2 separate regions of the Mus musculus genome follow, and region 2 is linked to region 1. A link is a loop called in an ENCODE intact Hi-C map of the cell type or tissue named here. Cell type or tissue: left cerebral cortex. All regions are shown on one strand. Each heading gives the region's core, and the rest is flanking DNA. Links, peaks and the distances in the headings are about the cores only. Region 1 overlaps Card11 (caspase recruitment domain family, member 11). Region 2 has its middle 9.7 kb from the start of Gm38730.

Region 1 (12,293 bases), core at 2,474-10,473:
CAGGTAATTTCAGTGAATCGAGCAAACAAATCTGTGTTGTGCTATACCATAAAGTCAAGAAAATGAGTGATGTGACTGAAGGGTTTCACGGATGGAGCCCAAATGTGCTCTGGGGTGTCTGAATCTGACTCTTTTCAGAGAAGAAAAAAGGCCCGGGAGTGGCGGCCAAGGAACAGCAAGGTCTGTAAGAGCCACTCACCATGACATAGCAATGTCATTAACTTAGCTCACTGATCTGCACTTTGGACGGAGCCAACCCCCATGCCAGCGCGGGCAGCTCCCATGAGCTCCAGTATCCCAGAGGTTGCCAATAGCTGGCAATAGCTGTGGTTGCCAGTAGGGGGCGCAGCGTGTGTCGGGGATGAGACCTTGATTCCTCTTACCAGGGCTTCTCAAGTGGGTGTTCTAACCTGTGCCTGAGTTTTAGAGTAAATTTCTGAGAGACACGCAGAGCCACACAGTCAGCCCCTACTTCTCTCTCTAGTTCCTCTTCTTTCTCCCCAGCCCCCTCTGGGGGGGTTTGGTTTGGTTTGGGGTTTTTTTTTGTTTTTTTGTTTTTTTGTTTTTTGAGACTAGGTCTTGCCACATAGCCCCAGCGGGCCTCAAACTCTCCATCCCCTGGCCTCATCCTCCTAACAGCACACCAGCTGAGCCCTAGCTCCTTTCAGCTCAGTTTTGAGAATCTTGCATGCTGTTGTGCATGAGCCTTTGTTCTCTCGCTTTTATTACTATTTTCTTGCCATGATTTGCTGACCCTCCCTCCTACGGGTAGATGTTAGAGGTGGGGCCATTCAGGTATTCATGCACAAATCCCTTCCGTGGACGTGTCTTCATTCCTCCCACGTAAATCCATACCATCTGGGCTTGAAATCAGTTGATAGAGGGCTGCTTAGCATGCAGGGAGCCCTGGGTTCCCTCAGCAAAACTTCATGAACAAGGTGTGGCCATGCATGCCTGTTATGCTACATAGCTAATTCAAAGCCAACCTGGACTACTTGAGACCCTGTCCCAAAATTTTTTAAAGGGGCCCTAAAATGATGGCGCAGGTAACGGTGTTCGCTGCACAAGTCTCACGACGTGCGTTTGATCTCCACAGAGTTGTCCTCTGACCTACACACACACATCATGGACACGTATCCACAAACACATGCAGTCGATGATAATAAACGCATGTGTTTAATTCACAGGCTCTTGAGTCTTAGATCTTCAGATGTCTGCTGAGTCCCAGGCATCAAGTTCTTTAATTTCCCAAAGAGCTGTGTTGTTTCAGGCCTGCCCCCACCTTTTGTGTCAACTGTTTCAGTTGCCACACGCCTGACACACTGGAGTCCTAAACCTAAACCATGCTATCAGGGGTGTGTGTGTGCATGCGCATGTGTGTGTGTGTGTGTGTGTGTGTGTGTGTGTGTGTGTGTACGCATGCGTGTGTGTATGTATGTATATGTGCGTATGTGTGTGTGTGCGTGAGTGTGTGTGAGTGTGCGTGTACCCACGCTTCTGCATGCATGTGTGTATGTGAGATGTGGGACTAGAGGAGCATGTATTCCACAGCGTGCAATGGAGGTCAGAGGACGACCTTGTGAGCTGGTTTTTGCTTTCCACCTTGTTTGATGTGGGATCTCTTGTTTACTGTTGCCTGTGCCAGTCTTCTAGCCTGAGAGCTTCCAGAGATTAGCTCGTCTCCACCTCCCATCTTGCTGGAGGAACGCTGGGATTACAGAAGTGCACTATCACGGGCTCTGGGGATTCATTCTTACACAGCAAGCATTTTCCCCACTGAGCTATCCCACGAGCCCCCCCTTTACTGGACTTTTAATTTGCATGACCTGATGACACATGGCTCGGAGCGTTTTCTTCAGAATTTATTGGTCATTTGTGTCTCTTTTTTTCTGAAGCGTCTGTTTAAACCTTTGCACACTTCTTATTGGGTTATTCGTTCTTAATGCTGGTAAGCAAACAATATTTTGTCAGCTATATGTCTTGAAACTATTTTCTCCAGGCAATGGCTTAACTGCTCTTATTAGTAGTATCATTTCTGGCACACAATTGCTTATTTTGACGAATTTCTTCCCCAGCGTGTGGCTCAGTGCTTTCTGGAAGGTTCTGAGATCATCTTTGCCAACCCCGTGATCATAGAGGTTGTTTTATGCCAGGTGTGATGACGTACACACCTGTAATTCCAACATCCAGGATGCCGGGCAGGAGCACAGAGAGATGGAAATCTGCCTGGGCCACATGGTGAGACCTCAAAAGTACAATTAAAGCTTTGTTTTAAGGTTCATTTATTTAATGTATATGAGTGCACTGCAGCTGTCTTCAGACACACCAGAAGGGGGCATCCGATTCTATTACGGATGGCTGTGAGCCACCATGTGGTTGCTGAGAATTGAACTCAGGACCTCTGCAAGAGCAGTCAGTGCTCTTAGCCACTGAGCCAGCTCTCCAGCTCCCTCAAGTCTTAGATTTTCTTCCTGGAAATCTGTAGCTTTGCATTTGACTTCCAAGTCTGCAGTCTGGGGCTGTTGAGGAGACAGACACTTGAAGTGTGGGGAGCCTCCCAAGTTGGCATCCACGTAGAAGCTAAGCCTGGCAGCCTGTGTCTGTAACCTCAACTCTGTAAAGACGGAGGCAGGCAGATCCTCATTGGCCAACCAGCCTAGCCGATTAACAAGCCCCGGGCTCAGTGGCAGCCCCTAACTCTGCTGCCTGCTATCGGATCCCTTCCCCTAACTGGACTACCTACTTTGGCCTCAGTTGGAGAGGTTGCACTGGGGCCTATGGTGACTGGATGTCTCAGGGTAGGTTGGTACCCAGGGGGGCTTCCCATTCTCTAAGGAGAAGGGGAAGGGTTAATGGGAGAAGGAATTTGGAGGAGTGGGATGGGAAAAGAGGAGGGATGGAGGGGCACAATCTAGATGTAAAATGAATAAATTAAGTAATTGATTTTTTAAAAATAAAGCAATTCGGCTAGGGATGTGGTTTGGAGATTAAAAGCACACACTGCTCTTGCAGAAGACCCAAGTTCAATACCCAGTGCCTAGCCCTGAGCAGCTCACAACCACCTGCAACATCAGCTCCAGGGAATCCAAGACCGTTTTCCAACCTCTGCAGGTACCTGCACTCATGTGCACAAACCCACACATAGGCACACATAATTTCAAAACTAAAAATCTTTTAAAAATACAAAATGGAAGCTGGAGAGATCGCTCGGCAATCTGGTTAAGAGCACTTGTTCCTTTGGCAGAGAAGCCAGGGTCAGTTTCCAGCATCTACATGGGAGATTCACAGCCATCTCTAAGTCCAGTTCCAGTGGCTCCCACACCCTTCCTCTGACCTCAGTGAACACAGACATGTACATGGTCCACATATATCCATGCAGGCAAAGCATTCATACACATAAAATAAAATAAAATAAAATAAAATAAAATAAAATAAAATAAACCTTAGAAGTTAGTATAGAAAGTGGTGACAAGTTGATGAAGACACCCAGATGTTAACATCAGCCTCCACACAATGCACTTGCATGTGTGCACACACGCTCACATAAGCCATACACTTCTGCACATGCACCAAAGCCTTCAATCTGTCTTACGCTGCTTCATGTCCACTAAGGGATAGGGCTTGAGGTTTGCCTTCCCCTGCAGATAGCTGCCCTCGCAGATAGCTGCAGTTCCCGGCTTGAAAGACCTCTCTCGACACCAAGTTATTCTGGTGCCCTCGTCCAAATTAATGGACTTTATAAATGTGCATCTACTTTCAGTCTCTGGCAACGGCTTCTCCATCTGAGTCACCCACTTACTATTTATTTAGCTTGACCCCCCAAACCCCACTCACTATGTCTTGATTCGAGTGACATCACAGTCAACAGCAGCCCTTGAAACCTGGTCATAGAAGAACCTCTGGCTATTCAGTCCCTTGCTTTTCTTTCCTTCTGTTGTGTGGCACATGCATGTGAGTACACGGGTTCACACCAATGTGCAGGCATGCAGAGTCCAGAGTAGGATGTCTAGTACCTTCCTCTATCGCCCTCTGCGTGTTGGCTTGAGTCATGTTCTCACTGAGCTAGAAGCCCGTCAGCTTCACCTGTGGGTAGGTTGGCAGGCTCCAGACTCCTGTCTCCGCCCACCCACACTTGCTGGGCGTACAGCCCAGTGCAGCCATTCCAGCTTTTCACATGATTCCTGCAGATTCAAATGCCAGTCCTCATGCATGCTGAGCCAGCACTCTTCATCACTGAACCCTCTCCTCAGCCCTCTAGCTTCTTAATATGCATTTAAAAATTATTTTGCTAACACTCAACAACAACAACAACAAAAAATCAAGATTAGACTAGAATTTTCCGAGACTCCAGATCCTAAGATCATTAACAAGTTGAACAATCATACAGCCCATGGACATGGTATATCCCTTCCATTTGATTTAAGGCTCCTTGACTTTTCTTAGCATGTCCTTGTATTTTCAATGTGGACATCGTTTATACACTTAAATCTTAAGCATCATATGTTTTTATATGTCAGGTTTTCTTGAGTGTTGTATATTGATCTTCTGTCCTATAACCTTGCTAACTTGGTGAATATTTGTTGTTGGTTATCGTTAACTGATTCCAGGAAATTTTTTGTAGCTCCTTTTAGATATTTAGGGAAATTGTGTTGTCTGCAAAAAAATGACAACTATATTATTTCTTTCCAAATTCCACCCTCTTATTTCTCTTTCTTGCCTTTTTAGATTGGCTGGGAACTCTAGTATGTTGAATAAAATGGACTAGTGTGAGCATCCAGGATGGTCTTGAATTCACTGTGTATTCCAGCCTGGACTCAAACTCACAATCCTCCTGCTTCAGTCACCCAAATGCTGTGGTTCCTACAGTCCTGATTTGTGACTGTCAGTTAGGTCTAGGTAATCCATAATATTATTCTAATCTTCCATGACCTTGCTTTTTATCTTCTAGCCCTAACATTTAGCAAAGGAGGACGATTGAACTGGATAAATACTGTACAAGGAAATCCACAAAGCTTTGTGTTGGCTTTCATCAGACACAAGGATCCAAGTTCAGTCCTCAGTGCCCATATTTAAGAAAAATATGGGGTCCTCCCTTAAGAGATGAAGATGGGCATATCCCTGGGTCCCACTCACTGGCAAGCCAAGAAAATCAGTGAGTTCCCGGCCAGTGAGGGACCCCCATGTCAGGAAATAAAGAAGACAGTGCCTGGGAAACGGCACCCAAGATTGACCTCTGACCTCCACTTACATGAGCACACGCACACACAAACACTATCCATTATGAAGATGAGAAGAAGGAAGGGAGGGGGGATGGGGATTACAGAAGGAGGCAGACAGGCAGACAGGCAGACAGACAGACAGACAGACAGACAGGCAGGCAGGCAGGCAGGCAGGCAGACAGGCAGACAGGCAGACAGACAGACAGACAGACAGACAGGCAGGCAGGCAGGCAGGCAGGCAGGCAGGCAGGCAGGCAGACAGGCAGACAGGCAGACAGGCAGACAGGCAGACAGGCAGACAGGCAGTAGGCAGACAGGCAGACAGGCAGACAGACAGGCAGGCAGGCAGGCAGGCAGGCAGGCAGACAGGCAGACAGGCAGACAGGCAGACAGGCAGACAGGCAGACAGGCAGACAGGCAGACAGGCAGGCAGGCAGACAGGCAGGCAGGCAGGCAGGCAGGCAGGCAGGCAGGCAGGCAGGCAGACAGGCAGACAGGCAGACAGGCAGACAGGCAGACAGGCAGACAGGCAGACAGGCAGGCAGGCAGGCAGACAGGCAGGCAGGCAGGCAGACAGGCAGACAGGCAGACAGGCAGGCAGACAGGCAGGCAGACAGGCAGTAGGCAAACTCATCTCTTTCAGCTTTCCTGCTGCCTGAGTTTTGTATCTGGATACAGATTTCAGATTCTTTTCTCTTCTTGTGAATTGACAGTGTATCTGTGAAGGGTGCTTCTTATAACTGGCAATGTCTTCTTGTCTGTCCTTAATATGGCTGTGTGTGTGTGTGTGTGTGTGTGTGTGTGTGTGTGTGCATAGTGTTTCCCTCCGTTTTCTCTTTTCTGGGTCTTAGATAATTTAAAGGTGGGGGTGGTACATGTACAAGCATTTCGCCTGCATGTTTGTCTATGTACCATATTCATGCAGTACCTGTGGAGGCCAGAAGAGGGCATTGGATCCCCTAGAACTGGAGTTGTGAGTCACTATATGGGTTCTAGGAACTGAACTTTGGTCCTGGGCAGGAGCAACCAGCGTTCTTAACGGAGCCATGTCTCCAGCCCCTTTCTCTGGGTCTTTACTCTGTGTGTGTGTGTGTGTGTGTGTGTGTGTGTGTGTGTGTGTGTGTGTGTGTGTGTGTGTGTGTGTTGGTAATCAGCAACCATTGCTATCTTTTCCATCCACTCTTGTCACCTATGCGTGTTTTCCTTCTAACACATCTCCTCCTTGCTCCATTTCATTTTCCCTATATTCTTTGCCTCTCTGTGTGTGTGTGTGTCTGTCTGTCTGTCTGTCTGTGTGCACATGCGTATTGAGGTTGACATCAGGTGTCTTCTTCTATCATTCTCTACCTTATTTTGAAGACAAGTCACTCACCGAACCCAAAGCTCAGCTAGTCAGGTGACCTGACTTGTCAGTGAGCCCCAGAGATCCTCTTGCCTCCCCACCCCACCCCTCCCCGACAACCCCAGGCACTGGGGTTACAGTGCAGGTACAGCCACACCTGGTTTATTTAAGCACGGGTTCTAAAGCTCTAAACTCAGGTCCTCATGCTTTACCAAGAGACATTTTTCAGTAGGCCACGTCCTTGGCTCTTTCTTGCTGTCTGTGGGCGCACCCAGGGCTGTTCTGATGTTCTCTCGGCTTCTCTCCACTGACTTGTTACCCTGGCTCTGTGTTTTATCTCTTGTGCGCTCACTGCTCCTCTGTGGCGTTTAAAGTGGGTCTTTAAGTTACCCTAGACTATTTTGTAATAATGTTATATGACTTCACATACACCATAGAATCTTATGACCACATATCCATTTCATTAACCCTCTGTTGTCCTTTGTGCTACTGTCTTCTACCTTTATCATACACTGCACAGTGCATTGCTATTTTGGCTTTAGGCAGTCATATTAGAAGGACATTAAGAATGACTTTAGAATATTTCATTAACTCTATACCTTTCGTATCAAAGACTCTTCAGCCCTTCGTGTGCATCAAAGCCTTTTCCTGTATCGTTTCTCTTCAGTCTGAGAAATGTCATGCACATCAAAGCTTCATCCCATATTGTGATAAATATCCCTCAGCAGGTGTGGTGGCACATGCCTATTACCCTAGCACTTGAGGAGCTGAGGCAGGAGGATAGAAAGCTGGAGGCCTCCGTGTGTTACTGTGATAGCTTTTATTGTCAAATCTAGAATCTCCTTGGAGCCGAACTTCTGCACATATGGATTAGGCTCACTGAGGTAGGAAGACCCATCATGAAGTGGGATGGCATCTCAGACTGAATAAAAAGGAGACAGTGAACTGAGTGCCAACCTGGTCTCTCTCTCTCTCTCTCTCTGCTTTCTGACTGTGATGACAATGTGACCAGCTGTGCACACAATATGTTCAGTTGAGGATACAATGTGACAAGCCATTCCACATTCCTGCCACCAGGCCTTCCCCACCATGTTGAACTGTGTGAACAAAATAAATGCTTTCTTCCCTAAATTTAAGTATTTTGTTACAAGTAAGTAAGCTAACATCAAAGTGGGTATTGGCTAATTTACTTCTCAGGTGAAAGACTCTTTCCCCAGGACTGTCTGCTAATTAAAGAGTCACAGAAAACACCTCCATAGAATGTCTGTTGTTTAAAAGAGTAAGAGAGGGCTGCTGCCACACTGAGGCTTGGGCAGAGTTTAAAATTCTTTCTTTTAAGATCTACCTTTTAATGTGTATTGATGTCTTTCCTAACATATGACTGTCTAGCACACACATGCCAAGTGCCGGTGGAGGCCAGGAGAAGGCATTGGATCCCTTGGAATTAGAGTTACAGATAGTTGTGAGCCACCACATGGGTGCTGAGAATCAAACCTGGATCTTCTAGAAGAGAAATCTGTCCTCTTAACCACAGAGCTACCTTTCAGGCCCCAGAGACTAGAGTCTAATATTACATTATCACTATTGGATTTAGAGTATCCGGGCAAGCTTGAGAAGTTGTAATTCTAACAAGTTTTGGGTGATGCTGAAGTTGATATGGATGTCGATTTTGATGCTGATTCTGGAACTGGTGGTGCTGATGTTGATGATGTTGCTAATAGTGACGCTGATGTTGGTACTGAAAGTAAAGCTTATGGGAGATCTTGGTGATGATGCTGATGATGGTGCTGGTGCTAAAGCTGGTGAAGATGTTGGTGATGATGCTGGTGCTGATGATTGTGCTAAACTGGTGGACATCTTTTGGTGAGATGCTGAAGATAGTGCTGACACTGATGCTGGTGCTGATGCTGATGCTAAAGTTGATGGAGATGTTGGTGATGATGCTGAGGATGATACTGATGGAGATGTTGCTGCTGATGCTGATGCTAGTGCTGATACTAAAGGTGGTGAAGATGTTGTTGTTGTTGATGATGATGATGATGATGATGAAGATGGTGCTGACGCTGATGATGGAGCAGATGCTAAAGCTGATGGAGATATTGGTGATGATGCTGACGATAGTGCTGATGCTAAAGTTGATGAAGATGTTGGTGATGATGCTGATGCTGGGGATAGTGCTGACACTGATGGAGATGGCGATGCTGCTGCTGCTAATGATGATGACGCTGATGCTGGAGCTCCTACTGGTGCTGAGGCTGCAACCCACTTGGTTTCACAAGGTTTCATTTGAGACTGGGAGATGGGGTTTGCATAAGACACTGAGCCCAGAAAGTGAAGAGAAACAGGGATGGTTTTCAAAAGCTCATCTTTCTTCCAAGCATTTGATGTTTTCAGCCATCTGTACCCGTTGAACAGCCATGCCTGAGGGATGGTTGTAGAACATTTGCTTAGAGCACTTATTCTGGCTACAGTACCCTAGACATGTCAGTACTCACCCAGGAAAACTCCTACAGAGCCTCAAGGGGTCAAAACATGGGTTCTTCTGTCTTGTTCAGGAGCCAAAACCCAAATGCAGGAAGCTTACAAGTTTTTAAATCCCTCCAAAAAAAACTCTATTACTTTCCACCATAAACTTTTTTCTAGAATGTAATATGTGCTCTGACTGCAGACAAGCTCTACAGTGACTTGCTGCAGACTCTGTTATCCTCCCATGGAACCAGTGTCCAGTGTTCACAGTGGGTAGGTAGGTCTGCGTGCCTTCTCCCGTGTACATAGCACACAGGATCAATTGTCCAGGCAGAACCTCTGCATAGGTAAAAAATAAAACAACAACAGCCTCATGCCATCTTTGCAGGCAGGGATTTCAAACACAGTCATGCAAAAACCCCTGTGTGTAAACACACTCCTGGGGACTAGGATGATGTCAGCACTGACCGGGTGAACTTCCCAGCATGTTTGAGATATTTACACTCGAGTGTTTATTTCAGCTTCTTATATTATATATGGGGTCATCTGGCTGGTTTGTTGGATGCTCCTTCTTGAAGCAAGGTCTTGCTGTGTAGCCCAGGCTATCCTGGTACTCACAATCTTCCTGTTTCTGTCTCTCAAGCACTGGGATTATAGGCATGTACTGTCACATCTGGTTGGCTTACTCTTCATTTATTGAGAAGTTAGATAATTCTTCATTTTGTAATTCTTTTATTTATGTATTTTTGGTTGGTTGGTTGGTTGGTTGGTTTTTGGTGCCAGGGACAAAACTCACTACCTTATACATGCTAAGCAGGTGCTGTATCACTGACCCACACCCCAGACCCTCACTGGGGGATTCTAGGCAGGGGCTCTACCACTGAGCCACACCCCAGCCCCTCACTGTGGGATTCTAGGCAGGTGCTGTACCACTGAGCCACACTCCCAGCCCCTCCCTGGGGGATTCTAAGCAAGTTTTTACAACTCATCCATGGCCCTAACCCCTCATAGGGTTCTAGGCAGAAGCTCTGCTGCAGAGCCACGCCCCCATCCCCTGCACTTTGGATTTAACAAAGAACTCACACAGAAGGATGATGATAATGAAATTCCAGACTTGGACTTTAGAAATACATTTAGATCCTGCTTTCAATGGGTGTCATCTTCCCTGTTTCATGGAAAGGCCAGACGTAGATGTAGCTGGAGGAACAGGGTAAGCTTTGAATGCAGAGGAGAGCCTGCAGAGTCCTGCTGACCTTTTGGGCCATGGGCAGAAGAAACTTAAAAATCCCCATGAGAAGGATAAGCTGGGGTCCCTTCTCCATGACCTCATATCCACATCAATGGTGGGACATAATGGACCCAGCTGTTTGTTCCTTGGCTACCATCTCATATTTCACAGTAGAGCCAAAATTTCTGAGATCCACTGGGGGGTTTTAAGCTTCTTGGCTGCCACACCACATTGTACCTGGTCTCCCCCTAATGCCCTTGGACAGGACTTCTTTAGAAGGCTTGTGAAGAGAAGATGCAAGCCAGGCTGTGGCTACAGGTAGATGAAGCTGGCCAGCAAGGGACACAGAACTAACAGGACTTACGGAGATGAGAAAATGCCAATTTTCTAAGGAATTGGTCCCACAAAACACACCCAGCATGCTGCAGAATCTGAAAATCCAGTGGCTGATCCACTCCGAGTGCAAAGGTCTGAGAGCAAGGGATACCAATGGAGCCCCGGAGTCCAAAGGCTCTGCAGTCTGAGGCAGAAGAGGAAGACACAGTACAAGAGAGAGCCCTCCTGAATGAGTTACTTACGTTCTTGAAGAGACACTATACCTGGTAAAGGCAACTTAAGTGGGGAAGGGTTTATTGTAGCTCACACTTCAAGGGTGCAGTCCATCACAGCGGGGAAGGTAGGGCTGCAGAGTGTGAGGCAGCTGGCCACTCTGCAACTGCAATCAAGAAGCAGCGAGAGATGACCGCTAGTGTTCAGTTCTGCTTCAGGACCTCAGTCCATAGGATGGTGTTACAAACGTCCAGGGTGGGTCCCCTTCCTCAGTTTATCTAATTGGTGCTTCTAAATGCTGGGAGAGTGACTACCAAGATTAACTATCAGGTCTGACCTGCTGGTGTCTTACCGTGAATAGATCTGTAGTGCCCACTGATGCTGATGACAGTGTGCGTTCTTCACCCAGTCCATATCAAATGCTCATACTTTTTAAGACACACCCAGATATCTCTCACCCCAGCTGTCTGAACAGCCCTCGGCTCAATCAAACTGACACATAACATTAACTACCAGATAGAATATGTGGCTACTGTGTGTAGAAACACACAGAGATTGGAGGTGGAGACACGGTGAGGACCTGAGTGAGAACCTGTTTCTCATCCTGGCCGCAAACTCCCCCTCTTCTGTCTACAGCTAACTGCAGCATGTGGCCATGGGAAAGTCCCAGCCAGGGACAGGTGGACAGGGGAGGGGAGAGTTAACAGGATGCTGGGCTCCGCTTTATGTGACTCTGAGTCTCCACTCTGGCTTCCATGGCGACTTCATTAGCAGCAAGCTGCTAATTAAATTTCATATTTATGATCAGAAAATAAAATCATTGGGCCTTTCTGAAATAGGATTTTATGAGTTTGGGCTCAGGCAGCTGAGTCAGCAGGGGAGGGCCTGGGCTGTTTAGAATCACAGTTTCAACGCGGAAATAAATAACACAAACAGGGCCAGGATGTATCTGAGTCCCTTGAATTGGTTTATGGTGGGCTTAAACAAGAAAGACCGCTACCCACTCTGAAAATGGAGCTTGTGCCTCGTTGCTTAAGCTCTGTGATGCTCGGGGATCCAGGTTTGAGCCAGCAGTCCCTAGTGAAACAAGGGGCTATGTTTACAGGGCCCCAAGCTTCTTCAGGAGTGCTACTGTGTGTAGCTGTCTTTCCTGCTACATCAGAAGCATCCTTGCTGTCACGCTTAGACTTGTACCCTGTGGTACGAGCATGCAATCTTGCTCCAATGCCTCCTCCTTTTCTGCAGGACTCAGTGGCTGCCATCTTCCCTGAAGGGTTTTCCAGGTACCCCTCCCCCGTGGTCTCAGAGAGTTTCTCTACTCCGCTGCTGCCAATGAGAGAGGCATTGATTCTCTCACAGCATGGAATTTGAGGTCCAAAACCAAGGTGTCAGTGGCCTTAGGGGACAAACCCTGCTGCCTCTTCCAACTCTGTTGGTACTTTGTTAAGGGGTCTCCCTGTGTAGCTCAGGCTAGCCTCAAACTCATGAT
Region 2 (12,293 bases), core at 1,632-9,631, 99 kb before region 1:
TCTTTATATATTTTGGCTATCAGCCCTCTGTCAGATGTAGAGTTGGTAAAGGTCTTCGGTGCCAGGGTGGGTTGGTACCCAGGAGGGACCTCTCCATTCTCAGAGATGAAGGGAGAGAGGGATGGGGAGGGGCCATGGGGGAACTGGGAGGTTGTGATCAGGATGTAAAATGAGTAAATGAATGAACTAATTGGGGGGGCACTTTCCCCTTAGCCATACCATGGAGGATCATGTAGTCAGTTTATAAAATAGGGAGCCACCGCCCATGCTGGATGCAGCACGCTGTAGCCACACTGGCTGTTTTAAGGCTACCCAGGATCCTGAAACTCCCTGCACCTGATTTCTGTAAGTCGGCCTAGGAAATTCAGTGGTTCCCTGGAAGGAACTTTGGAAGATAGCACCTTGGTTTGTCCTGGGGACCTCTGGAGGATATATTGACAACTCCCTCAGGGAAGGAATTTTATCAGCACACCTCCAAAAGTATACCAGGGCAATGTGCATGCGTGCACACTAAGAAAAAAATAAATAAAATAATTTTAGAAGAAAGAAATGACATTGCTTTGAGGCTGAGGAGAGGGCTCAGAGGCAAAGTGCTTACTGAGCAAGCTTGAGGACCAAACTTTGATCCCCAGAACCCACCCAAAAAAGAAAACCAGGTGTAGTAGTTCATGCTTGTTATATGGTTGCTCGACAGGCAATGATAGATGGATCCCCGGAGCCTAGTGGTCAACTAGCCCAGCTGGGTCAGCAAGCTCCTAACCAGTGAAGAGACCCCGCCCCCCAAAATCAAAACAGGCAGTGTCCTGAGGGAAGACTGACCTCGGGCCTCCAAGCACACCCTCACAGGCATGCACACCAATGCACAACTGAGCGTGTACACACACACACAGTGCTATCCCTCTATCTCTCTGCATTCTCTATGCAAATACTCCTCGACAGAGACCCTGCTGAAACCCTGGGACAGGGACAGGGATCTCTCACCCTACAGAGCAGTTCAACAGACTCGTGGAGAGGGGGCAACCCATCAGTCAGTACTTCATGTTGCCTTCCACATTCTAGCTCTTCAGTGTCAAAGACATCCCACTGCTCTCTAGCCATGGGGAAATAGGATGTAAGTCCTACAGATGCACATAATTAGTTCCAATCTGTTTATGGGCTGGGCAGAGCCATTGGACTATGAAAATACAGTTCAAAGGATGTCAGCAGTAGCTTTAAAAAATGTGTTAAAAAGAAAAGAAAAGATGGCTCCGTTGGTAAAATGTTTGCCTTATAAGCATGAGGTTCTGAGTTCAATTCCCCCAAGCTTCAATACAGAAAAGGTGGTGGTGTGAGCATGTAAGCCCTGCGCTTGGGAGGTGGAGACAAGCGTCTCACTGGCCACACAGTCTTGCTTGGTTGGTAAACCCCAGGTCAGTTGAGAGGTGAACTGCAATCCTGAGGTTGTCCTCTGGCCTCAATACACATAAGCCCTCACGCACACATGCGCGCACACACACTTTTTTAAGCTTCTGATGACATTTCATATCACATAACACCTCCCATCTCCATAGGCTTCTCCAGAAACAGCCTACTATTCGCTTACATAAAAATTTCAGTGTTTTCTTACTTTCTTAGAAGTACTAGGGATGAACCTAGAGCCTCGTGCTCTGCTCCTGAGCTATAGCCCTGCCCTCCAAGTAAATGATGGCTTGCTCATCTACCACTGGCTTGTTCACTTGACTGTGTCAAGATTTGCTCTCAGCGTGCATCATGCATTGCCTAAGCTAACTTCATCATGAGTCTTTCTTGGCTACCAGATGCATAATATGAGGGACAGAAAGGCTAGGAACATGGTGCTGGGTCACAAGGCTTGTAAAGACAAAGCTGAGAGCCAATTCCAGGAAGGAGAGGATCTAGGAGCTTCCATGTCTCATGTTGCAGATGATGTCGCCAAGCAACAATTGACTCCCCTGGAAACAAGCTGGCCGCTTGGTCACTCGAGCCTGCTGATCTTGCAGAGGACCTGAGTTCAGTTCCCAGCACCCACATGGGGTGACTCAAAACCTGTGACCCCAGTTCAGGAAGTCCACTATCCTCTTTCGAACTCCCTAGGCATGCACACTAACACACAAGCACAAACACACATGTACACACACAGACACACACTCACACACAAACACACACACGTGCATACATGCACAAATGCATTAAAAACTAATAAAAATAGGTCTTTTGGGAGGAAAAACAGCATTGAGCTAGGGAGATGGCTCAGTAGGTTAAATGCTTACTATGCAAACTGGAAGTCCTGAGTTTGAGCACCAGCACCCAAGATGTAAAAAGCCAGGCATGGCTATGTGTGCCTATAATCTCAGCACTGAGGATGCAGAGACAGGAAGAACCCTGGAGCTTGCTGAACTACCAATTTAGCTGAATCAGCGAATTCTAGGTTAAGTGGGAGACTCTGGCTTAAAAATTAAAGGAGTAGGGGAGCTAGAGAGATGACTCAGTGATCAAGAGCACTGGCTGTTCTCACAGAGGACCAAGGTTTAGTTCCCAGCACCCACATGGCAGCTCACAACCATCTGTAACACCAGTTCCAAGAAGTCCATAGTCTCTTCCAAACTCTGTGGATTCCTGCATATATGTGGTACACATACACTTACTCAGACACACACAAAGATGTGCACATAAAATAAAGATTTTAAAGATGGAGAGTGGTCTAGGAAGATACCCAGTGGTAATGCTGACCTACATATATGCAAGGGAACACATATACATGTTCACGCACTGAGAGAGAGAGAGAGAGAGAGAGAGAGAGAGAGAGAGAGAGAGAGAGAGAGAGAGATTGATTTAACCTAAAGGCAACTGTGTGGCCAACTTCTGCAATAAAGAACATCAGAAAGAGATGCATAGTGACACATACTTGTAACCTCAGCAGTTGGGGGGTGGGGGTGGGGACTGAAGTAAGAGGGTCTCCACAAGGTCCAGGATATCCTGGGCTACAATGGCAAACCCATGTCTCCAGAAATCAAAGACACAGGCAGTGAAGGAAGATGGCTGGGAAGAGCAGCTGCTGTGGTTTCCACCTCAGAATATGCGTGCACTCCCACACATGCAAGCTGAATATGTGTGTGTGTGATGCAGAATAAAGCCCATGAGCCAAAATCCAAACAAGAAAACTTGGAGCTCTTCCCGCCTTGCAACACCTCCTGGGAGGCGCTTCCTACAAAGCCAAGGAAAATACAAGGTTAGCCTTTTGCAGGGAAGTCACCAAATCAAAATAGTATAGCGGCTTGAGAAGGCCAGCGATTACCGGCCTTGCATTATCGTTGCTTAAGAGCAGGATGAGGGCCAGGAGGAAGCTTCCAGGGCAGGCTCTGGGGAGAGGAGTGAGGTACCAGACTGAGGCTCCCAATTGTTCTGTAACCTCCAATTTCCTTTGAAGTTTAGGAAGTGTTTATTTTGCCTCGTACTCTATCATGGTGGGAAAGGCATGATGGTGGGAAATGAGGCTAGCCAGTCCCATCACATTGTCAGTCTCAAAGCAGAGAGAACTGGATATGGATCTAGAATATAAAATCTCAAAGCCTGCGCCCCCCCCCCCAGTGATATACTTCCTTCAGCAAGACTCTATATCCCATCCCCAAAGTTCCATCTCTTTTCAAACACTACCACCATCTGAGGACCAAGCATCCAAACACATAAGCCTATTGGGGACATTTCACATCGAAAGCACCACATATAGAGAGGTGCCATTAGCATTGAGGACCAGGGTCAGTCAGAGACCTAACACATCATGTCCGACCCCTAGCTGGTCTTAAAGACCAGCTTCCTTCTGCATCTTAGATTTCTTCATCACAGAAGTAAGTTCCCAGTAGGGAGGCTCAGAAGGGTGTCTACAGAATGGTCATCCTCAGGAAGTCAGGTAGGTATACAGCCTTAGCTAACCTGGCCATCAGATGATTCAACATTGCCGACTGCCACATTCTTTTGCTTCTAATCATCATATTGAATTTTACAGTTTGAATCCAAATGGAAAAATTCTATCTCATGGCGGGGGGCGGGGCACAAGAAGGTCTCGGTGATGAAGCACAGAGAGAATATTGAACGGGGATGGCGGGTGAGGGTGTATTCACACACATTCTGAAACATGCCTGCTTCTCTCCATCCACCTTCAGCATCTGCTGGAGTCCAAACACTTTCAACAGTGCCTGTGTGCAATCTGCCAGGGAGGAAACGAGGGCATGGGCCAAGCAGTAGAGCTCCTGCCTGGGGTCTGACAATAAGAGAGCTGAGACAGGAGTCAACAGTAGAGTGCATGCCTAGAATCCCCCAGTCAACACCTAAAGGCTTGACTCAGCGGTAAAGGGCTTGCCTATAGTATCCAAGAGAAGGTCTGAGATATAGCCATAGAGTTCTCAGCCTTCAGATGACCATGATGACTCCCGTGCTTATGTGAGACTAGCCCTCCTAGGCTCAGATGTTTGAAAGCTTGTTTCCAGCTAGTGGAACTGTTTGGGAAGGATTAGGGGTATGGCCTTATTAGAGGAGGTATATCGCTAAGGGTGGGCTTTGGGTTTCAAAGCCCATGCTGGGCCCAGTACTCTCACTTCCTGAAGATTAGCATAGCGTAAGTAGAATTCTCAACTACTTCTCCAGCATCATGTCTGCCTGTGTGCCACCCTTCTCTGAGCCATGATAATAATGGATTAAGCCTCTGAAACTATAAGCAAGCAGCCAACTAGGTTCTTTCTTTAATAAGTGTTGCCTTGACCATGGTGTCTCTTTATAACAACTGAAGAGTGACTATGACAGTTCCTAATAGTCAAGTGTGACTCTTCTCCTCACCAGGGTCACCTGATGTTCCAAAGACAGAGCTAAAGGCCCTGCCATGACAAGGATTCGCTGTAGTCTGGCTCCTGCATGCCTCGTTCATGTTCAGGACTCAGCTTCCAGAAACCTCTTCAGGGTTTCAAGAGCATCTCATCACACTGACTGGTACTGGGGCATCAGCAGCCATGCACTGTGAGCTTCTGCCAGCGTGTCACTTGCCCCTGCTCACTGCTAGGTGACACGAACACAGATCCTACTGGGGATAGAGAAGACAAAGAGATGAGAGTTAGCAAACGAGAAATTGGGGTCAGGAGACAGATGTGTATCATGTATCTAAGCTCTGGTTCTTCTGTTAGTTTTACTCAATAGGCTTTCAGTTCCAAAAGTCAAGGGCCTCCAGTTCCAAAAAAAAAAAAAAAAAAAAAAAACCTGGGCTAGGTTGATCTGGAGGTCGAAAGAGCACGAACTTCCTCTTTCTAAGAATAGCTCAGACTGAATTTGGAAAGGCAGAAGTCAAAATAGGAAAAAGGAAGTGAGCACCCACAGTCAGTAGAAACAGAATTTGAACCCCCTGGTTTCATGGTCTCTGCAAAGCAATTAGAAGCACTAAGGAGAGGAATGCAGGGGGATCCTGGGTTACAGACCAGTCTGAGCATAAGCAAGGAGACCTCGACTCAGACACAACAAAAAATGAAGCCAAGACCTGTAATTCCAGTTTCGAGTTACTTAGAGGCTGAGGCTAAAGAATTGCAGGTTTAAGGCCAACCCAGGCAATTTAATGAGACTTTTGACTCAAAATTAAAAGAAAAAAGTAGCTCAGTCATGCCTAGAATCCCCCAAGAGGGGCTGGGGGCGTGGCTCAGTGGTAGAGCCTCTGCCTAGAATCCCCCAGGGAGGGGCTGGGGGCGTGGCTCAGTGGTAGAGCATTTTGTCCCATGTGCAAAGTTCTGCATTCAATCACTGGTATCAGAAGAAAGAAAAGAAACAGAAAACTCCGATTCCTCCTCGTCTCGTGCACCATTTGAGCTGCATTAACTTTAATAGCCAGTTAAAAGTGTCTGTCTCGAGGCAAAGTGGAAACTCAGTGGGTTTTTTTTTTTCCAAATTAAGATGATAATAAAAGTACTTTAGAAAAGAATAAAAGAAAACTGACTTAAAGAGGCCCAGACACATCTGTCCATCAGTCTCACTGGTATAAATAGAATTAATCCACACCTTTAAGTGGCTTCACGGTGTGACTCCATAGAGTTTTCTGGGCAATTGCTATCTGCATGGAACACGGTTACCTGTGATTTGGTATTCTCTGATTTATTAGATTTCGTCTGCATAGTGCTGTACTTATTTTAACAAAGAGGTTTTTAAACAAATAGAAGTAAACGCAGATTTAATTTATTTCTTCACGTGAAGAATTCTCAAGAAAATCAATTTTCATTTGCACAGGTATCTTGGCAGCCTGGCGCCCCTATTACATAACACTTACTCCTTCCGTTGCCGGAGTGCATGTGACAGATGGCTTCATTTCCCTGCCGTGGCTCTATTGCCTGCACAAAAAAAAAAAAAAAAAATGTATTTAAGGCCTATTAAAGGTCTTACTAAAATGACAAAAATCACCAAAGCTTAGATTGACCCCATCTTATGCTTATTGACTTTTAAGTGTGTTTGTGTGTCCACATACCACTGTCCATAGTTTAACCTATTCTGGAAAGCCAGAGACACCCAGGAAGGTGTGTGGTCCCCAGGGCAGTGGGACATGCTTGATTTCAGTTGGAGAAGCTGGGCATAAGTTCATTAACAGATCTGTAATAGTATCAAAACGAAAGACAGACTCTCCGCCCAGCACGAGAAGGGCTAAGGATGGACTCTCCCTCTGACCTCAGAAATTGTTCTTGGGACAAGGGCCTGTCTGAGATGCCTGCTGCCACAGTTCTAAAGCTGGTAGACCTTAGATCCTGGGTCTGCTCCTAAGTGGTCCATTTCAAGTTCCCAGTGTACATAGCCAATTCCCTTTTGTGCGTCTCCTGAAACCCTCCTAGTATTTCTCCTCGTTTCTTCCTAAACTGATCTTTGGTTCTTCTCTGCAAGCTAACAATGGGTTGCACCTATCATGTGTGTACACCTGTACGTATGTGCATGCACATGAGTGCATATGTGTGAGCATGTTTGTGTGTGCATGCATGTGCACGTGTGTGTGTGCCTGTGCACGTGTGTGTGCCTGTGCATGCATGTGTGTGAACATGCCTGTGTGTGCATCCATGTGGGCACGCATGAGTGTATGCATGCATACATGAAATCTGTGTGTGCATGCATGTGCATACGTGTTTGTGCATTTCATCTGTCACATGTCACCTCATTCCTTTAAAAATTTTGTCTATGGCATTTATTTATTTGTTTGTTTGTTTGTTTATTATTTACTGGGGGAAGGAGCATGGGTTTGAGATATACCATGCCTATGTAGAGGTCACAAGATAACTTGCAAAAGTCAGTTTTTTTCTTCTACCATGTGAGCTCTGATTATTGAACACAGGTTTTCAGGGTTCATGGCAAACACCTTTCCTCCAGCCTCATTTGCCTTATGCTCTGACACAGGCTATCTCACTGGACCTGGGAGTCCACCAATTTGGATAGATCTGCTAGTTAGCAGACCCCAGTGAAGCACCTGCCTGTGCCTCTCCATTCTGTGCTGGCGTGACTGGCACGTGTCACCATGCCTGGCTTTAAGTAGGTGCTGGAGAGCTATACTTGTCTCCTCATGTTTATGCAGCAGACACTTTAATAGTGGATCCATCTCTCGACCCTCTGGCTACTCTTATCTCACTCGGTGTGTCCTGCCTTGAGTGGAGAGGAGATAGGCTGGCTATCAGAAGACAGGCACTGCTGGAGTGATCAATGTGGTTGTTCGCAGAGGTCAGCACATGGGTAGTCCAAAGGAAGGAGACAGAGAATGAAGATGGTGGTGAGGGCCTTTCTTTTTGTACTCAGCTTGTAGGCCTGAGAAAGGGTCTGGCTTTTCACCAAAGCAGCCCGTTATACTTGTTCAGTGAGCAAATATTTGTTGAACTAAAGATGCAAGGCTTAGCTTCCATGTGCACACGAAGTGGTGGAGTTTGAAGAGCAATGGAGTCTGCGGGTTCAGTTGAAAGAATGAAAGCCTTTCTGGGGTCGGCACACCTCTCCAGGCACTGCCCCACCCCCTCCGGCTCCCCGTGCTTCCACCAGCAGAGCCATTGGACGAGCAGGAACAGCCTAGAGGAGATGCCTCTGTTCCGGTCCTTTCGGGGACGAGAAGTCCCAAAGAGACGAAAGCATTCCCAGCTCCCTGCTACCCAGTGCTGTGACACTCAGCAAGGAAAGCTATCAAGCTTCCTGGAATGAAGACTCTTCTGCCGCCTCAGGGGAACTCCATCCCTCCATTCAAACACGTTTTCTTTAGCCTACCTTGGGTCAGGTACTGTGGTGGATGCTAGGGTAGTGACGGTGAAGAAAATGGACGTGTCTCTCACCCTTATTAGAACGGACATGCTGGAAACATGAGTTCAAGTATGGTGTGAGGCCGGGGATGATGGAAAATTCTAGAAGCTAGTCTGCCTTGAGAAACACTAGCCGATAGCCATGGTTAAAGTTTATTTGTTGAGATAGGGGGTTATTTTGTAACCCAGTCAGGCCTTGAACTCGAACCTATGGTAATCTTCCTGTGATGGACATATATCTATTTAGTTCTGAAATCTTTACTTACTGATTGATTGGGTTATTGTTTTATTCATTCGTTCATTCATCGTTACCATCACCATCATCACCACCACCATCATCCTATTTCATTATTTAAAACAATTTTCAAATTCAAATATATTTTGATCATATTCTTCCCTCCCCCCAAGTCTCTCCAGCTCCTCTTCCCATCCCTATCCACCCATCATTCAGTTCTTCCTCGAAAAGAAAAGAAAAGAAGGGAAGAGGAGAGGAGAGGAGAGGAGAGAAGAAAAGAGAAAAGAAAAGAAAAGAGAAGAGAAGAGAAGAGAAGAGAAGAGAAGAGAAGAGAAGAGAAAAGAAACAAACACCCTACACCAAACTATAGCCAAATAAAAGCACAAAAGGAAAAAGGAAAACAAAGCTGTGGAGGCCATTATCTGTTGGTCAACTACTCCTGAGCATGAGGCCTGCCCTGGAGTGCATGATATACCCAGGGTGGCTGTATTGGAGAAAACTGACTGTCCCTCCTCCCAGCAGGTTTAAATGACATTTCAGTTGTTAACCTTACCTTAGGGTCTAGGTTTTCATTCATTAATTCATTCATTCATTTATTCATTTGTTCATTAGTTCATTCATGGGGGGAGGGCAAGACAAACCAACAGAAGGGAAAGCATCCAAGAAAAGGCACAAGAAACAGAGACCCAACCGGGGATTCCATAAGGACACTAAAGCCATAGTTTATCCACTGAGGACCTAGTGCAGACCCATGCAGACCATGAGCTTGCTGCCCCAGGCTCTGTGAGTTCACATGAGCTTTGTTCCTGTTGGCTTGAGAGGCCTTGTTTTCTTGATGTCCTCCACCCCCTCTGGCTCCTCCATTCTCTCTGCCTCCTCTTTCGTGGCTTCCCTGAGCCCTGAGGGGAGGGATAGAGACATCCCAGTTAGGGCTGAGTGTTCCCAGGTCTCTTATTCTCTGCGTGACATCTGGCTGTGTGGCTCTGTATTTCTTCCCAGATGCTGCAGGAGGAAGCTTCTCCGATAATGGCTGAGCAAGGCACTGCTCTATGAGTCTAGAAGAATGTCCTTAGGAGTCATTTGATCACTGTGTTTTTTCCTTTCATTGAACCCGTATTACTTGGTTTTACTCTAGGTCCCTGGGGCTATCTCATCTCAGGTTCTTGATTATTCAAGTGGTGTCATTTGGGGGTTCCATCTCATGGAGCGAGCTTAAGCCAAATCAGTTATTGGTTGGTTACGTCCATAACCTGTGTGCCACCATTACCCTAGCATATCTTGCAGGCAGGACACCATTGTAGATAAAGGGCTTGTGGCTGGCTTGGTGTCTATGTTTCTCTTTTCAGAGCATGGAGAATTCTAAAAGTCCGGGAATGTAGGGGCAAGGCTCTTTGTAGGCACTGACTAGACTTCTCCATGCCCAATGAGTTGTGTAGGCGCTGTCTTCAGCAATGGGACATTGCTGTCAGTTTGTGCAAAACAATCAGGGAAACTTTTCATGAGCAAAGGACTCCAAAGCTCATCCTCAGGGCCGGAGAAACACTGCAGTCATTAAAAGCACTTGTTCTTGCTGAGGACCAGGGTTCAGTTCCCAGCACCCACCTAGCAGATCACAGCCATCTATAACTCCAGTTCCAAGGAATCTAGTGTCTCTTCTGGTCCTGGTAGACACCAGGCCATGCATGTGGCACAGTCACGTATCCAGGCCGGCAAAACACTTATACCCATGAAATTAAAAAAATAAGCACACCCTTCACCCACCATCCTCTGGTGATTGAGATGTAGAATGAATGAATGAATGAATGAATGACCACAGCTGCTTCAGGGAGACCCAAAAAGGTCACTGCAGTCACAGAAACACAGCCCTCAAAGGTGATAAGAGAGAGTTTATTCTGGAGCCAAATATGAGTGGCCATGGCCAGGGAGCATGTGCCAGCTGAGTGCTGTGTGTTACAGTACGGGAACAGTGTGATGAGATCTTACGGTAATGGAAGACAGGAAGTCAAAAATCAAGGCACTTTTCACATACAGTGGTAGAAACAGCAGGGAGTGTTTTAAAAAGTTAGGCAAAGCAGAGAAATTTCTGTTCCAGGCCATGGATGCTATCTGAGGATACTCCTTAGCCTTTTGGTTGGTAGAAGCCAGGGCGCTGTTATATATTACACACAAGGATGTCAAGTCGGACACAGGAGGTCGAGGGATGGCTATTAAGGGGGGCTGAAGACAGCATGAGGCAAACATAACGAAGCTCTAGACCTGCATCATCCAAACCTCTTAGAATCACAGAAGTTCTAACCAATTTATCAGCCTTGCTGAAGGCTCAGGGGAAGGTGTGAATCTTTCCAGGAACTTTGATTCACACCAAGTTCCAACCTGTGTTCACTTTCAAAGCAAACCACTTCGCAGTGGAAATGCAGGCAGCATTTTCAAACTGATTCAGTGGGATAAGCCCACTGGAAGGTGTCTTTGGATTACAGCTCTGATGGTCCTTTTCTCAGGAAAACTTACTGGAGAGCTCTGGGTTCAAAAATCAAGGTTCCAATGGACTTTATGTAGAATCTGCTTATGGGAATGATATGACTAGTGTGTCCTTATTGAGGTGCTCTGAGACAATGGGCAAAAGCACCAGCTGGGGCAATGGCTCAGCGGGTAGAATGCTTGTACAAGCATAGAGTTCTGAATTCATATTCTCAGTACACTGTACAAGTCAGTATGGGGGCATCTGCTTCTAACCCCAGTGCTGACAGGAGGGCACAGAGACACCAGGATCCTTGAAGCTCACTGGCCAATGGGCTCCATACCCAGTATGAGACACAGTCTCAAAACGTAAAGTGTCCAGTGATTGAGGGAGACACCTGATGTCCACATCTGTTTTCCACACACACACATGCATGGGTGAGCACACACACACACACACACACACACAACAACAAATTGAAAAAGCAGGCAAGCAGCTGGCAGGGTGGCTCAGCAGGCAAAGGAGCTCACTGCCAAGCTTGATAAATGGAGTTCAGCAGAACCCACACTGTGGATGGAGAGAACCCATTCCTGCAAGCTGTCCTGTGACTTCATAAGCATGACATGACATGCATGCTCATGTGCACTGTGCACGTGTACAGAGAGAGAGAGAGAGAGAGAGAGAGAGAGAGAGAGAGAGAGAATAGATGTCTTTTTTTTAAAACCAAGCAACATCGGCAACCAAGATTCATCATTAACCTGAGCTTTTCCACTTCTTCAGTTTGACACAGAATCTTGCTATGTAGCCCAGGATGGCCTCAAACACACAACCGTCCTGCCTTGGCCTTCATGTACAAAGACACAGGCACGCTTACTGAACACAGCTCCTCCGCTCTTTAGGAGAAGTCTGGTTTCCAGCTCTTCTGAGATCCCACCCGAGAAATACACAGTAAAACAAAGGCATGGAGTAGGTTCCAGAACCCTAAAAGCACCCAGCAAAACCTGCAGCTGAGGAGATGGTCTTAGGCTCAGAGACCGAAAGATCGATCTTGTCACATTCGGCTTTGTAATTAAAGCTGGAGACAATGGCTCCACAGCTTTTCACAGGTAAGGCCCAAAGTAATCGCTGTTCTGTAAAATTTTTAACACCTTGGCTAGAGAGGCATCCCTCTCCTTTCTTCACAGTAAGCAAGCAAAGACTCTCTCCCAGGCAGCCTCTCTCTCTCCCGGGCTGAGAAAAGGTCTCAGAAGACATCAGTATTTTCTTCCTTGTGGGAACTTGAGTGACACTTTAGAGTCTGGACACCGGACTCTCACAGGGC

Evidence for each region. A loop is a pair of places that touch in the nucleus more often than their neighbours do. Peaks named below come from ENCODE experiments on the same cell type or tissue, not always from the same donor. Only the 100,000 strongest peaks of a DNase experiment are listed, where the experiment ranks them.
Region 2: it touches region 1 in a loop (1.9-fold over the local background); 2 of 42 quality-filtered maps call a loop at or near these places.

Annotation. Positions count from the first base shown.
Region 1 is chr5:140,951,182-140,963,474 of GRCm38, reverse strand. All of the region lies in intron 1 of Card11 (caspase recruitment domain family, member 11), which reads left to right. Among named protein-coding and RNA genes, the nearest start is that of Card11, 43 kb to the left of the region's middle. In left cerebral cortex, for the core only: CTCF peaks have their summits at 4,030, 6,164 (motif pointing right) and 7,635; DNase peaks (open chromatin) are centred at 2,538, 4,121, 7,526 and 8,911.
Region 2 is chr5:141,049,183-141,061,475 of GRCm38, reverse strand. No RefSeq gene overlaps it. Among named protein-coding and RNA genes, the nearest start is that of Gm38730, 9.7 kb to the left of the region's middle. In left cerebral cortex, for the core only: no CTCF peak of the experiment used is centred there; DNase peaks (open chromatin) are centred at 3,138 and 5,344.